Regions from separate parts of the Homo sapiens genome. Here region 1 is linked to region 2. Evidence: chromatin loops called from intact Hi-C (ENCODE). Cell type or tissue: IMR-90. All regions are shown on one strand.

Region 1 (8,000 bases), 56 kb before region 2:
GTTTTGGCAGGATAATTCTTCAAGAAAAGGAAGAATACCTGTTACTGCCCTGTGTTTTCTTGGTTTAAGAACTTTTGGTGAGGCCAGGTCCCGTGGCTCATATCTATAATCCCACACTTCAGGAGGCCGAGGCAGGGAGGATCTCGTAAGGCCAGGAATTCGAGCCCAGCCTGGGCAACATAGAAAGACACATCTCTATGACAAATCTGAAAATTAGCCAGGCATGGTTCTGTGCACCTGCAGTCCCCGCTACTTGGGAAGGCTGAGGTGGGAGGATTGCTTGGGCCCAGGTCGTTGAGGCTGCAGTGAGCTGGGATCCTGTCACTGCACTCCAGTCTGCTTGACAGAGTGAGGCTCTGTTTCCAAAACACAAAAACAAACAAAAAAAAGGACTTTGGGTCAGAGTAGCAAGAATTCACTGAGAAGAAGCTAATGAAGCTTAGCTTAAGGGCTTCTCCTTTTTAGGGGCCTCTTCCAAACTCTTGTGCCTAATTTTATATTTGTAATTTTACATTCATTTTATTGAGTCCCTTTAATATAAGTATACACTCTACAAAATGGGGATCTGCTAGAGAAATTGCATCAAACTGAGCTAGAGAAGTTGCACCAAATTTTAGCTCAATAAAATTGTAAAAATTAAAATTAAACACAAACTCTTTGTCTTTTACGGACACTCCCTCACCCCCACTCCTGGCAAGTCACCACTGGGACTGAGACTACTCCGTTTGAGGCCCTGGTTGTCAGTTGTCCTTTCTTAACTGTGGCAGTGGTTCAAAAACTGGCTACAGTTTTCAGCTTTGCCCCTCCTTGGAAGAACACTCTACTGTGGGCTAATTATTACAATGGCTTATAGAATCTAGAGACCAGACAAGTTTCCAAGTGTGCTCCTCCTTTTGGTTAAGCGGTATCATTGTTCCGATGTCAACCAAGTTTTTGTTTTACAGTAAAGTTGATGGATTTGGACTAGGCTTCCATACTTTCCTAAGAGGTGTTTCTGAAGACCCAGCCATAGAAACATTTATTTTTTTCTGATTACGAAAGCAATGGCATGTATATGTGTGTACATATACATATATATGTGCATGTATATGTGTGTACATATACATATATATGTATATGTACACACATAAACATCTTTAAACTTTATAATATGTAGCATAGAAAGTGGAAATCCCCCGTAATCCCACACAGCTGAGAAAAGCAGTTAAAATTTTTTCAAGGCATATATTAACTTTTCACTTATTTTACAAAAAAATGGGATTATACTCTCAACTCAAAAGCATGCCGTTTTCTATCTAGCAATATGTCTTAGACATCTTTCCATGTCAGTTGGTAAAAACTTATCATCTTTTTAATCTTCTATTAAATAGCTCCATGAAATTGTATTGTATGGCTGAACCATACTCTCCTTAACCAATTGCCTATTAATTCACCTTTGAGTTCTTTCCAGTTTTTCCTGTAACAAATATTCTTGCAAACATCATTTTACTCTTAAACATCTTTGAGCAGTTGTAGAGTCTTTCTCTACAGTGAATTCCCAGGAGATGAATTATTATTGGGTCAAAGGGTATGAGTATTTCATTTTTAATAGCTATTGCCAAATTGCCCTCCAATAATTTTATACCCATTTACACTCACAGCCACAGTGTAAGAAATTGTCTGTTTCCCCACCCTCTTAGCAACCCTAAAATCGTGCAATTTGGGAATGTCTGAAGTGAGTTAGGAGTTAACAGGTTCAGCCTGTGGAGTTTTTTTGGCTTTGTGAAGTTTGTTGGCTTTGTGAAAAGCCAACGAAGAGATCAAAAGTCTCTCCCTTTCCTTGATGAACTCCCTGCTCTGGGTGAGCCAACTGCCCAGACAGACATCTAGTTAATGCGAGAGGTGAAAATTCTAATGCTTAATACTAGCGTCTGGCTGGATTTATTAGAAACAATTTGTCTCTGAATGTATAAGAAAATGTGTTAGTGAGAAAATACCTAATAATTATTAAAGAAATAGAAATGGGTCCTTACTTTTTAATATAACAACACATTTCATCTTACAGCATCAGAATGTTTATATCTGCACAATTCTTTGATTTCATTCCTACATTTATTGGATCAAAATAGTTTTAAAAATCTAGTCTTCAAAGGTGTGTGAAAAGTGACCCTGAGCCAGCCCTTTAAGGAAGAGCAAGGTTTGCCAATATCCAGTCTTAAAGAGCACGTTTTGACAGTTACTATGGTTTACCTCTCCAGAATTAGGATAATTGGGCATTAGAATAAAAAGAAATTTTAGGAGTTTTCTAGTAAAAACATTATCAAACTCTGCTCCACATAAAGCCTCAGGGTTGCTTCAGAGAGATGAGAGGGTAATGGAGGAACAAGACAGCAGGGTGATTTAAGAGTTCTTGGTAATCTAACAGCAATTCCACCACATCAACCCCATTTTGATCTGTGCCATATAGTGGGCTGTGTATTATGTTTTCTGAGGCACGTTAATTTCTCATTTTCATTGTCTGTAAAATAGGCCTAACAATAGTTCCAATTTCAGAGTAGTGAAGATTAAATTAAATAACACTACCCATGTAAAGTGCTTAGCCCAGTGTCCTGCACATGCCAAGGACTTAGTAAATGTTGGCTATTTTATCTAAGATTTTGCTCTGAAACAGAATTCTGCTGCTAAAAAATAAATTTCGAGACCACCGTTTATGTTTGTCATCTCTAAAATAAGATGATTATTTCAGATGTAATGGTTTCACATTTTATTTGTTTCCTGCTTCCCAGTCCAATGGTCGTTTTCAGACCCTCTCATTCTTGGACCCCAGTCCAATTTTGCTGAGAATGCTAAAGGCTCTGAGGATAATGTGTCTTCCCACACCCCAGGAGACTCCACTCACCACCAAGTGTGGCCAGACCATGGCTATTCTGTCTGTGTTCCTGTTGATTTGTAGAAGAAAGATGGTAGTACAAAAGTTTTCCCTGCCCTGTGGGATAAGATCCCTGCAGGTAGACCAGGAGGAATAAGCATGACAGTTGTAAAATCTTAGAAATATTACTTAGCTTCCATCTTTTCCATAATGATGAGTTCATCTGAAGGAGTTCAGAAATAGATTCTTATACCTTCTAAGACTGGCTGGATTTTCTATTCTTGGCCAGACGTTTGTTCTAGGAAGAATTCATCCAACAAACATATGCTCTTATCAATTATTTTCTTAGGAAAGCTTGTCCTAGTATAGGGGAAGTTTTTAAGTTTTTCTAATGAATCACAGACATGAGGCAGGAGGGAGAGAGTATCAAGCGTGTTCCTTTCTGACTGATCTAACGTGAGACCAAAAACTATGGAGTAAGAGCAAAACCTCCCAAACTGTACATCTTTTCTACCCAGGAACTCCTTCCATGCCAGTCACTGCTGATGCCTGAGAGCCAGATGTGGGCTTAGGGATCAGTTTCTCTATGTCAGGGCCATTCAGAGTCTGTAGCTGACTTAGGAACAAGTAGATGTAAAACCTAGAATTAAAGGCTGAAAACAGCATTTAATGAAACCCCTCCCTCCAGACGCTCCTGATCAAAGTCTACCCTTGCACTAAGACAATTGATCTACAGTTGCATTATATAAAATTTTGGCAACACTCTGTCCTCATTGCTTTCAACAGAGGCTTTAGGCCCCTGAATCTGGGCATCGTCCCAGAATTGAGATCCAGTTGCATTACGCATACCAGAAGACACACCACCACAGCCGAGGCCCGTGCAACCACTTTCTTTTAACCTCGCGTCTGTGAAAAATTACTTTCCAAAAAATAAGTGAAACCCGATGTCTTCTCCGGGTGGTTATTTTTGCGCCTATGAAGTCAATAAAACTCTCCAGATTTATTAGACAGTCCTGCTGCTGAAGACAAGACCACTTCCTATTCCCTAGCGGATATGTGTGTCTTTCCTTTCTGTAACCTTCTGACCACAGATTTTAATTTTATTCTTTTTTTTTTTCTTCTTGAGACAGAGTCTTGCTCTGTCAACCAGGCTGGAGTGCAGTGACATGATCTCAGCTCACTGCAACCTCCGCCTTCCAGGTTCAAATGATTCTCCTGCTGCAGCCTCCCGAGTAGTTGGGATAACAGGCACGTGCCACCATACCTGGCTAGTTTTTTGTATTTTTAGTAGAGATGGGTTTCACCATGTTGGCCAGGCTGGTCTCGAACTCCTGACCTCTTGATGTGCCTGCCTCGGCCTCCCAAAGTGTTGGGATTACAGGCATGAGCCACCGTGCCTGGATGAATTTTATTCTTTTTAAATTTTTTTCCCAAAAAATCTGTCAGAACCCTCTAGGACAAGTGGCTTGGCCTGCACTGAAATTCCAATCTCTTGCACTGAAGAGTGATGAAATGAACACATTTCAGGCACCTCCAGCTTTTCTTCTTTACCTCCTACTTCAGAGGGCCCTGTTTTCTTTGCATCAGAATCAACAAGAGTTTTGGCTGTCTCTCCTTCCACCACTCTAAACGCTAAATGTAACACTTATCAACAAATTATACTCCTGTAAGAGTCCACTAACCCTGAGTTGATGACCATGATAATGACATTGGATTCAATTCTACTCAGTGCAACAGTATTTACTGGGCCCCTACCCTATGCAGGTGCTCTACTTGGGTATGGGAATGCAAAACTATAGAAGATAATGTGCATTCTTTCAAGGAGTGTCAGGTCTACTAGGGGAGACAAACATGTTAACAAGGAAACATTATTAATTGTGACAGTTTCCATAGTGAACTCAGAGTCTTGTGTGGGTACAAAGACTAAATATGGAAAGGCTAGGAAAGGCTTTTCAGATGAGATGTCTCTTGAGCTGTGTGTTTCAAGATGAGTAGGGGTTCATCAGGTGATCCTGGGGAAGACATGCCAAGCAGAGGGACTAGTAAGTGCAGAGGGATCAGAGGTGTGAAACAGAAGGGCACATCTGAGATCTAAGAAGTTGTGAATTGGGAATGAGGGTCAAAAGGTTGTAAGCAACCTGTGTTCCTCCATGAATATGGGTGTGTATTTTCGTTGATAGGGAAATGCTGAGGGGGTTTAAGCCTTAGAGCAATTGATACATGAGAGGGCAAAGACTTGGAAGCAACCCAAATGCCCATCAATGATAGACTGGATAAAGAAAATGTGGCACATATACACCATGGAATACTATGCAGCCATAAAAAAGAATGAGTTCATGTCCTTTGCAGGGACATGGATGAAGCTGGAAACCATCATTCTCAGCAGACTAACACAGGAACAGAAAACCAAACACCGCACGTTCTCACTCATAAGAGGGAGTTGAACAATGGGAACACATGGACACACGGAGGGGAACATCACACACCGGGGCCTGTCAGGGGGTGAGGGGCTAAGGGAGGGATAGCATTAGGAGAAATACCTAATGTAGATGACAGGTTGATGGGTGCAGCAAACCTCCATGGCACGTGTATACCTATGTAACAAACCTGCACGTTCTGCACATGTATCCCAGGTACCAAACATGGCACATGTACACTTATGTACACCTATGTACACCATGGCACATGTACCAAACTTGGGACATGTATACCTATGTACAAAACCTGCACGTTCTGCACATGTATCTTACGTGTAAAGTAAGTAAAGTAAGATTAAAAAAAAAAAAAAGAGAGACAGAGGGAAACAAGTGGCTGGATGCTGTCCTGAGAGAAATGAAGAGAGCTTGAACTAGGCCAATGTTGAGGGAATGAAGAGGAAGATTTAAGATGACAGCCAAGAAGCAGACATAAAGAGGTAGTAATATGGTAAAGATTTCCACCCCAGAATGACTTTAAGTAGTTTGTATTTCATTATTTATGAGTAAAAATTACTCCTGAAATGCTTTTAAAAGTTGTTTACTTACTAATAAATATTTTTCTGCACTTACTTCCAAAAATGATGTGAGGTAGGAAAAGAACTCTGTAGCTACGGACAGGGCCACCGTGTTTCACCAGGCAGACTGGTTACGGTGCAACTGCACACACAACTCCTTGGAGTGGTACAGAGTGGCAGCCTTGGCCATCTTGAACTGATAAGCATTTCTCGACCATTATCTTTGGTTCAGTCATCTGAATAACATTTAAAGAGATTTATACCAGTGCTATCTTGACTAACTTCAGTTTTGATTATCTTCATGTTAATATGCCATATTATCTCAATTTAACTGGCATCTTCTTTGGATGATGTCTTCTACTCCATTCCCTCATATTTTGGTGCTTTCAGAGAGAGAAGGTGCTTATGTCTGCATAGCTCATTTAGTTTGACAAAGGAAAGGAGATGTAGTATAGCATTTTGGGAGTCAGATGACCCTTATTGTTCCCGTGAACTTGTGCAAGGTACCTGAGCTCAGTTTTCCCAACTATATAGGGACAATATCAATGCCTACCTCACAGGTTTGGTGTAAAAATTAAATGAACCAAGAATAGAAAGTGATTGGCACATATAGTAAGTGACAGGTTTTTGGTACTGTGTATCATGCACTGTGCCTGATACATAATATCTCATTGCAATCTAGTAGTTTTACAGAAAAGGAAATTTAAGCTCTTTGAGGGTAGGGTTTATTTATCATTATATTCCCAGACCCCAGAATAATGTCTGCCTCAAAGCAGCTAAGCGAGGTTAAACAGTAACTCGTCCAAGGTCAAACAGCTAGCTAGTAGTATGACGATCAGCGTTCAGACTTGTGTCTGCATCATTTCAAGCACAGTGATTTCCCAATCTTATTGTATTAAAGAAGATGATGTGGAAGCTGGTCGAAGGGCTGTTCTGTGCCTTCTTTTACTACCAGTTTTCAAATTATCTAATTATCATCGGGTTAGGCTTCTCAGGATAATTAGTTTCCATCTGTATCATTAAAAGTCATTTGCAGAGTATTTCCACAGGGGTCCATCTCATAGCCAACAGTTCTTCCTTCTGGAGCCATGGTTCCATGTTGTTGATGCCTTCTGGGTAGATCTACCTACCAGAGTCTTCAGAAGGTGCTTCAGCTTTAACATCTCCAAGCCAGAACTCCTCAATCAGCCCCACCTCTCCCTTCCCCACACACACCCTCCCAAAGCTCTGCTTTCCCTCATGTCTTGATAGATGGCATTTCCATATATCTGGCACTCAAGTTAGAGATTTTGGACCCAACTTCTACTCCTTCTTTTCTCCTAATTAGTCACCACGTTTTATTGTTTCTACCTCAAAAAAGGTTTTCAAATCTAGCTTTTCCTTTTCATCACAGCTTCTACTCCTTAATTCAGTACTTCACCATCTTTGGCCTGATATATTTGGACAGCTTCCTAATTGACCTTCTTACTTTCAGTCCCTTCCATCACCAGCCCACTGTAGGTAAAATTAGACTCTCATAACCTAGAGCAGATCAGACATTCTCCATCTCTGAAAACTTTGGGGGCTATCTCTTTACCCCCAGGGTAAGACAAGGTTATGTCCTACTGTGTATGACTATACTTAAAACCAATCCCAGGCAGCTTTTCCTGTCACTCACCTTGTATGTTCTTGGCTTTAGCTATTTTGAACCATTCGCCATCTCCAAACACCCAGTACATTTTACGACTTTGTGCCTCCCTTCAAGCAGCTTTCTCTGCCTAGAATAACCTTCACCTCCTTACTGGCTCATTCCTGAAAGCCTAGCTCAATATCACATCCTGGGTGAAGCTTTTCCACTCTTACCCCCATCGGACTCAAGGACAATTAATGGCTCCCTCTTCGCATTTATCATAGCACTTCCAATATTTTTATCAAAGTTAGTTATTTGTATATTAATGGTCTATGGAGCCATAAGGTCAAGGACTACTTAATTCATTGATGTAACCCCAACCCCAACACAAGGGTAGTTAACTGTTTTTTTTAGTCAAGAAAAAATTGTACATTGGCTTTTTAAAAATTAAAGGAATAAGAGTGTAAATGATAAGAGGAAGCCAAATCACGTAGAAGGTGGGATAATAACAGATGTTTGAGAATGCTGGTCTAGCCCACAGTGTAAATATG
Region 2 (8,000 bases):
TGATCACAGCATTTCTAAATCCATCCCAGTTCCATCCACGGCTCTGCCATGTATCTAATGAATTTAAATTCCAAATGTCTATCGGCAACCTGCAAAGTCACCAAACAAAGAGGCTGGCTTACTTTCAGACCCAGAGCCATCCAAACTGGGCAAAAAAATAGAGGTTTGTTGCACTAAAGTGGGACTGGGGAGCTCTCGGTGCTTTGAAAGGTTTTAATTGCTATGGAAAAAATCCTTTCAAAGATTTTTTTCCCTCAACATGGGCCCCTTGGAAACTTTTCATAGGGGAACTGTAAAATATTTATACAGCTAGCAGCACTGTTAAAAAAAAAAAAAAAAGCAAGAAAGAAAGAAGCATAGCACTGAATGAAAAGCAGACTTGAAGTGAGCCTTGCAGATTCAGGGGACCAGGGAGGGGAGGTTGCTGTGATTCCAACCCCTGGAAACAGGATTAATCCCTACCAACCATGCCCACAGACAGGGCCCACTTCACCGGCATGTGACCTGGCACTTAGAAGCGTCCTGCGTCTAGTTGAATGCTCTGCTGTAGCCATTTTGAAATTTTTGATTTTTGAACAAGAGACCCCGTGTTTTAATTTTGCAACGAGCCCTGTTACGTTACGTAGCCTTGCATGTTACGTAGCTGGCCCAGCTCACAGAACTTCCCCAGGACCGCTGTCTTCAGACATTTCAGTATGGTCCTCCCACCCCTTCCTCCCTGTTGGCTTTTCTTTTGCTTTCTTTTTCTGGAGGTATCCACAACACCGACCCTTTGACAGTCCTCAGTGGCATCTGCTCCACTTCCCATCGGTATGTCTGGCTGGCATACACACTGCCCACGCAGCTTTGTCACCCCAGGACATATGAGGCGAACAATCCATATTCAAAACCCTAGAAAACATGAACCTGAGCTTGTGAATAGACCAAAAAGTATAGAATTTTGTAGTTTAAAGGAACTACAACATTCTTGTTTTGTAGAGTAAATTAGTCCTGGAGAGAGGAAGGAAATTTCCCAAGGCTACTTCATTTATTAATATCAGGTTGGGGACAGGACCTGATATACATGCTGCTAGCTCACTCTGCAGGCTCTATAAAAAGGGTTAAGATGAACAAGTATAGTCCCCAAACTGTCCCCAAACTCATGTGAACTCTGGCTTCAGTCTTTTCTCAACACTTCAATCAACAATGACGTTATTAAAGAGCCGGGCGTGCTGGCACACGCCTGCAATCCCAGCACTTTGGGAGGCCGAGAAGGGCAGATCACTTGAGGTCAGGAGTTTGAGACCAGCCTGGCCAATATGGCGAAACCTCATCTCTACTAAAAATACAAAAATTAGTGGGCTTGGTGGTGTGCGCTTGCAATCCCAGCTTCTTGGGAGGCTGAGAGGGGAGGATCACTTGAACCCGGGAGGTGGAGGTTCCGGTGAACTAAGATCACACCACTGTACTCCAGCCTGGGCAACAGAGCGAGACTCCGTCTCAAAAAAAAAAAAAAAAAAAAAAAAAGATGCTATCAAAGAAAGGCTGGAAAGATAATCATTTTCTCCACACCAACCCCCCAAATATTTTCATTCCTCCCACTCCTTATCTTTTACTGATGAAGATATTTGGTAGCAAAAACAACAGATGTAAATTGCATGACCTCTTCATGGCTCTAGCCTACCACTGATGCTGTCAACCTGGTAACCCTGTAGAAAGGAAGAGAAGAATCCAAGGGCCCAGAAAACCCGCAAAGTGGATAATTAACACCAGAGAAATCAAGATTTGGCCACTTCATCATAGCTAAAATACTAAGGGGCAGGATGAGACACAGTCCCGAAACTTCCTACCAGGGGAAATGGGTTGCAGAATTACTACTATCTCGTCAATCAGGAGGGAACCTCTTGTCTCAAGGCTGACTTAATTGCCATAATTCAATTAACATGCTTCCACTAATTATATAAGCTTTTAGATGACAGTTCAACAGTAGCACCACTGAGAGTAAGCCATTTTTTTTTTCGTTTTTAAACTTAGTCTTAGTTAATTATAAGTAAATTGCATTGGTTTCTTTTTCACATCCTGCCTTCAACTATTTTGTTACAAAATAATATCACATAATTTAAGAGCTCTGGATCTTTGGCAAAAAAAAAAAAAATAAGGCATGTATACCATGTGCAAAACTGTAGCATTCATAAAGAGACAAGCCCCTTCTTTTCTTTCTTCCTTCCTGTTTTTCTTCCTTCATTTCTTTCTAGATGCCAATTCTTATGAAATATTAAATGAGATAAATAACAATCATATTAATTGAAATGAACATCTATTTTATAAATTCTCAGATCTAGAACAATGTCTGGCTCAATACAGATTTGTTAAATAATTATAAATGTTAATTATTGGATGAGATACTTTGGGGCATGGTAGAGAAAGTCTGAGGAGGGCTAAAAGCCCTAAGATCTAATTTAACAGAGTGTATATGTTCTTTCATAAGATAAGATGTAAAAGCAGGAACACAACAAATCAGTCAAAAACTACCTGGAATTTGAAGATACTGAAGAGGAATGCAGAGTATACATCATGAAAATGGTAAATCAGATTAACTCTTCCATTGAGAAAGATAAGAAGATGGGTTTTCAATGTCAGTTATCTTATCTACATACAAATGAAAGTTGACAAATGTAAATTACTTGCTACAAACCAATGGACAGAGGATCCATCACAGTTGGATACATTTCGACAAAGCAAAGGATGCCACACTAGAATTGGCCCAGTGCTAATTTGCATAACAGCAAAGATTCATTTTGATACACCTTTATAGAGTTCATTTTCAATGAAAGTGCATATTCTTTGTACCAAAGCATACCCAATTCTTCTATATTTTCATGATTTATGATTGAGCAGAAATCTACAGGTATGTCAGAAATTTTAATAGATATTCAGGACTCCAAAGATAATTCATGAGAGCAGAATTAGAATTGCTACTTTTTTTTTCCTTGAGGGCTATTTTTTTCACTTTTCTACCTAGCACTTCATTTTACTCAGACCAAAAGTTTCTCTTATGTATTTTGATGAGGCCACAGGAAGTATGAAGAGTACAGAAAAAGTAATTATATTCCCACTAATATAATCATATAAACAGGCTAGTGTTAGCTCAGTTAGTGAGAAAAAGACATTTTAAAGTGGAAGCAGCCACCATGCTATGTAGGGTTAACATGACAAAGGAGACTCCGACCCAGGAAGATGAGAATAACAACTCCCCATCTTCAGGTCTCAGACTGTCAGATCCTTATGGAAACTTTCCTGCCTTTTCCCCAGATGTTAGGCCTCTGGTTATTGGCCACTTTTACTTGTAGAACACTGATCAGTTGAAATTCATTAATTATTAGCAGTCCATGAATGCTTGTTCTTCCAAAAGGCCTGAATGTCCCTGGAGTCCATGTTTGCTCACCATAATGTTTCTGGCCTGGTGCTTCTCTGCCTGCTCTAAGTATTCTTATGGAGTCAGGAAAAGAAAGTAAGGCTCCTTTCTCATTCTGCCAAAGCCCCCGTATTAGCTGGAACTCTTTCAATTGCACGTGATAAGCATCTAGCTTAAATTACTTTAAGAAGGCAATAAGGCTTAAAGGCCAACACACTTATAAAACCCAACCTTGAAAAGGCCAGTCTTGAGACAATATCCTTTCACTTTCCACTCAAGACACTCCAAGGAAGGATTCAGATTGGCTCAGCATAGGTCATGGGTCCACATCTTGGACTAATCTCTTTGGCTAGAAGAATATGGTACAAAATCCACCCAACCAGAATCCAGTGACCACTTCTGCGACTGAGGAAGGTGCAGAGTGCTGTGTTCCCAGCCCTGCCAGCCATAGATAGCCCTGTGTTGTGGGAGAAGTTGAAAGTAGCAAGAAGGGAAGGGTCAGGAGGATGCTGGGCATGTAAAACAAAGATGCACATGGAGGCCCCCAGCCTCCATCTAGAGGAAGATGAAATGTTTCTACAGTTCTGGATTTTCAATAACAACAGCCTTGATATGGGCAGCTTTTATTTTATTTCATTTTTTAAGAGCTATATGGATTCATAACAGTTCAAATGATCATTTCTATCTCTATTAGACCCTTTTGTAAAAAAAAGTATGCCCACATGCCAGTAGCAATATTTAACAATTTAATTCAGAGTGCTACCATTAGTTACTTTTGATTGACTTAGAAAATAATACATACATCATGTTTTATTTTGAGGAAAAGTCTGAGAGTAGTAATCAGATCGGGGCAAAACGTACTCATCTACTTCATTCTTAAGGATGGTTTATTGCTCCTATCCATGGGAGCACGGAGTGACCAGTAATATCTGATTCTTCTGGGACCCCAGAACTCCTTGCTGTTTTCCTGTGTGCTCAGATGTTTTCTCGTGCTAAAGCTATACATGTAAATCAAGCCCTCTTACACAGAGATGTGGACAAGGGGACTGATTTTTTTCTTTATGAGTTATACTTTCAGCCCACATGTGGCTGCACATGAAATATCAATTTTTTCCTCTTTTTTACTTAGCGTGACATCGAGCCTCTTCTCTATTTACACAGGACAGAAGAAAAGTTCGAAGAGGTAAAAGGGTCACTGGGCCCATTATCCTGGCCATCTATAGTTTTCTCCTGCCATTTCCTCTCATCCATCATTGTCCTCCCTAAAAACTCATCTATGTCCCTTGAGTTTTGATTATTTTTCCTTAGGTAATGCCCCTTTTAGGGAACCTATTTGAAGATCATTATATTCTCTGCAAAGTAGTTTGGCCAGAACTTTCCTGTTGATCCCAATTTTCTGTCTACTCAGATTCTGCTTTCCTTGTTCCTGCCATGCAGGGAATATTTGCATTCTTTCTGATTGTGGGGAACTGTGCAGTAATCTTACACCATATGTATTTTTATATTGAAAGTCATGAGATCTTTATTTTGCATTCCTTAACCATGACCCATCATCCATTTCCCATCCTTCACAAGGGCAACCCGGGTCGGCATGCATCTCCACCAGAGAATTCCCAGAGAAGCTCGGGAATTTGGTCCTTTTATCTCTCGCTTTTTTGGCAAGGGGTGGGGGCTGGGTATGCTTGCTTGTTTACATTGAGAGAAGCTCTTTTAAGTTCCAGTCTCTCCAACTGTCTAACCCCCACGTACTCTATGCTCATAACACCGATGCCATGATAGTTTAAGTTAAAAACTAAGCACAGACCCAAGGGAGTAAAGAAGGGGCCTAGATGGGAAATGAATCAGATATTGAAACACTTGTGCCTCAGCCACTCATCTTTTCTCCCTTACAGAAGAAGAAATGTAGTGATGGATGATTCTGGGGACAAAGGATTTTCAGCCTTTTCCATTGCTGTATTCTGCAGAACACTGTTTCTAGGAGATGTGAAAAAAGTGTTCGAGGGTCAAATAAGTTTTGGAAATAGCATATTGGAATTCACAGAACACATTAGCATATTAAAGACTCTGACAATTTCACATTAAATAAACCTGTTTACCTTTGTTTACCTCAGCATTCCCTAAACTTATTCGAGCTTGAAACATTTGCCCCAGTTTACGCGGGGCGACCTGCAGAACGACATTCCTCGGACTACCCAATTAGAAGACAAAGAAATACAATTTTATTATCTCAAAAGTGACAGCCTCTTTGCAGACATTAAGGACAAGAGTTTAATTTTCTTCCCCAGTTATTGTTCACTGCCTGCTCTCAGAGGCTGGAGCCATGGGTCTTATTGACTCAGAGGCAGAGCTCCGAGGGCGGGTTCTTGACATTTTGAGTGAGACAACAGGCAGGCGAAACAGGCTCTATGGAGAGGGAAAGGATTTTTAAAACTTTCTTTAGCTCCAGTTTGACATATCTGGGGATAAGTCTGGTGGAGTGGACAGAATTTTACATGAGGGACATCTAGGCAAGAAGAGGAAGTGGGAAGGAAAGCCCATTTCTTCTAGTGCTGGCAACATTAGGAGGATAATCGTGGCAAGAAAGGGTGGAAAGTGAATTGATCAGCTCTGTTCCAATCTCCCCCCCTGGGCCTTTGCTCTAGAGACAAGGAAGGAGTAGTGAGTAAATATGGAAGTACTCAAGTGCCCAATTCCTACAGAAGGCCTTGGGTTTAGCCGCTGGCATGGACAGCCAAAATAAGTGTTTGGAATTTCATTTTACTGCTCAGCTCTAGGCTTCTCTATGGCGTGGCTGACACCCACACATTCCACAGCAGTCAAGGGCAGATAAATTGTCAGCGAGCCTTGCTTGAGGCCAGATAGGTCTAGTGGTACTGCTCTACAGTGATTCTTAGTGTCACACAGAACCAGGATGAAGAGGCTGACTCAGCCACAAAGGGCCACTAGACCCTGATCAAGATGAGAGAAGCTGGTACACAAGGTCTGCCAGCCCTGCCTTTAGTATTTGTACCAGCAGGAATCGAGGGCAAAACAGGGGCACTGTGTGGTCTCTGACCACTCACTCCATCCTCTACAAGATCATGTGAGCCCTGCTGCTTGCCCAGCTGTGCACTTGATGCCCTGTTGTAGAGATCTGGGGAAAAGGGGCACAGATGATTGAGACATATATAAGGAAACATATATAAGAAACTATATTTTCTCTGCATGTATGAATTTTAGTGTGATTGAAATTTCAGCATTGCTACATAATTTTTTTTTTTTTTTTTTTTTTTTGCTATCCACTGAAGCTTAGATGGGACCACTTAATCTCGAGGTATTTGTTTTCCCTCAAACTGCAGGATTGCCACAGCAAACCCAGAAGTGTGGTACTGTGATTATTGATTGATTGGACCATGGGCTACTTCACTACAGAGACCTAGTTTCATTCATCTTTCTCCCAACACATAGAGTAGCACCTTAATATAATATGCATTCAATAAATGATAGTTGAATGAATGAATGAAATACACTTAGGCTCTGCACCTCAGTAGATGCTCTAGGGGGAACCTCACCTATGGATTCCTTTTGACTAAAGGAAGAAAAACGAGTCTTCCTTGGAGAGTTTGATGACAGCTACCTTTCTTCATAGGTCTATGTCCTTTCTTCTTTTCCTTACCTCTTCCATCTCTATTCAATTACTTTCTTTTTACTCTGCCTTTTTTGGAAATGCGTTGGAGATGGAGGTAGCTGGCAGAATGGAAGAGTGGTCCTGCCATTGAGTTTTCCCAAATCCTCCTAAACTGTCACTCAAGAAGATTCTTAAATTTCTATGGCAATTCTTGGCTTAAAGAAAAAAAATCAGAGCGCTCTGTTCATAGCATGATAATCTTACTAATCACTCCATGATTTTCCCTGTCTTTATCCTGCACTCTGTGCCCTTCCACCACTGTGAGCTCTACAGGCCAGATGCAGGTGGCATGGCTTTGTAGTTTTTATACTCTCCTCTGTGATCCCATGAGGCTTTTCTCATACTTTTATGATGACACATTTTGTTGGATTATAAGTGAACTGATTTGCATGTCTATTTTCTCCTATAGACTGCAAGCTCATTGAGAACCTTCGCTTTCATTGTTGTATCTTCATGTTTTATGGTGCTTCATACAATGCGGACATGTAATATATGTTTGCTAACTGATCAAACTGTATATCTTATGAATCTTTAAAAGCAGAAAAAAGGAAAAACTTACTTTCCCAATGTTTGTAAGTCTTTATATTTTTCTGTCCCAACCAGCTCATCAAGCCTACCAAACTTCTGCCCTTCCTCCAACCATTCCTCTAGCTGAACATGCCAGAATATTTCCAGGAGCACCCAGGAGGACATTCAGAAATAAATCCATTTGTATCCTCCTTCTCTGACTGCTTTGATATGGGCCCCTCCCATATCACATCGCTCAGGAACAGTCCTACTTCCCTGCCTGGGGAACCTCTGACAGCTCCTGAAGATGCAAAGCTCTCAAGTTGTAAAATGGTGCTGAGTTCCCTTCAGACCTCACTGCACTGGAGCCATACTGAGATCCAGCAGAAATATGAAGAAGATTCCCTCTTTTCTGCTTGTGTCCTTCCCACA

The links. Peaks named below come from ENCODE experiments on the same cell type or tissue, not always from the same donor. Only the 100,000 strongest peaks of a DNase experiment are listed, where the experiment ranks them.
Region 1: a loop joins it to region 2, with 2.6 times the contacts of the local background. A loop is called at or near these places in 16 of 110 quality-filtered maps.

What each region holds. Positions count from the first base shown.
Region 1 is chr9:14,362,533-14,370,532 of GRCh38, forward strand. It overlaps a transcript of NFIB not described here. Among named protein-coding and RNA genes, the nearest start is that of NFIB-AS1, 49 kb to the left of the region's middle. In IMR-90, no CTCF peak of the experiment used is centred here; a DNase peak (open chromatin) is centred at 3,689; H3K27ac peaks cover 190 bases; H3K27me3 peaks cover 704 bases.
Region 2 is chr9:14,418,965-14,426,964 of GRCh38, forward strand. It overlaps a transcript of NFIB not described here. Among named protein-coding and RNA genes, the nearest start is that of TRH-GTG1-6, 11 kb to the right of the region's middle. In IMR-90, no CTCF peak of the experiment used is centred here; a DNase peak (open chromatin) is centred at 4,937; H3K27ac peaks cover 561 bases; H3K27me3 peaks cover 3,309 bases.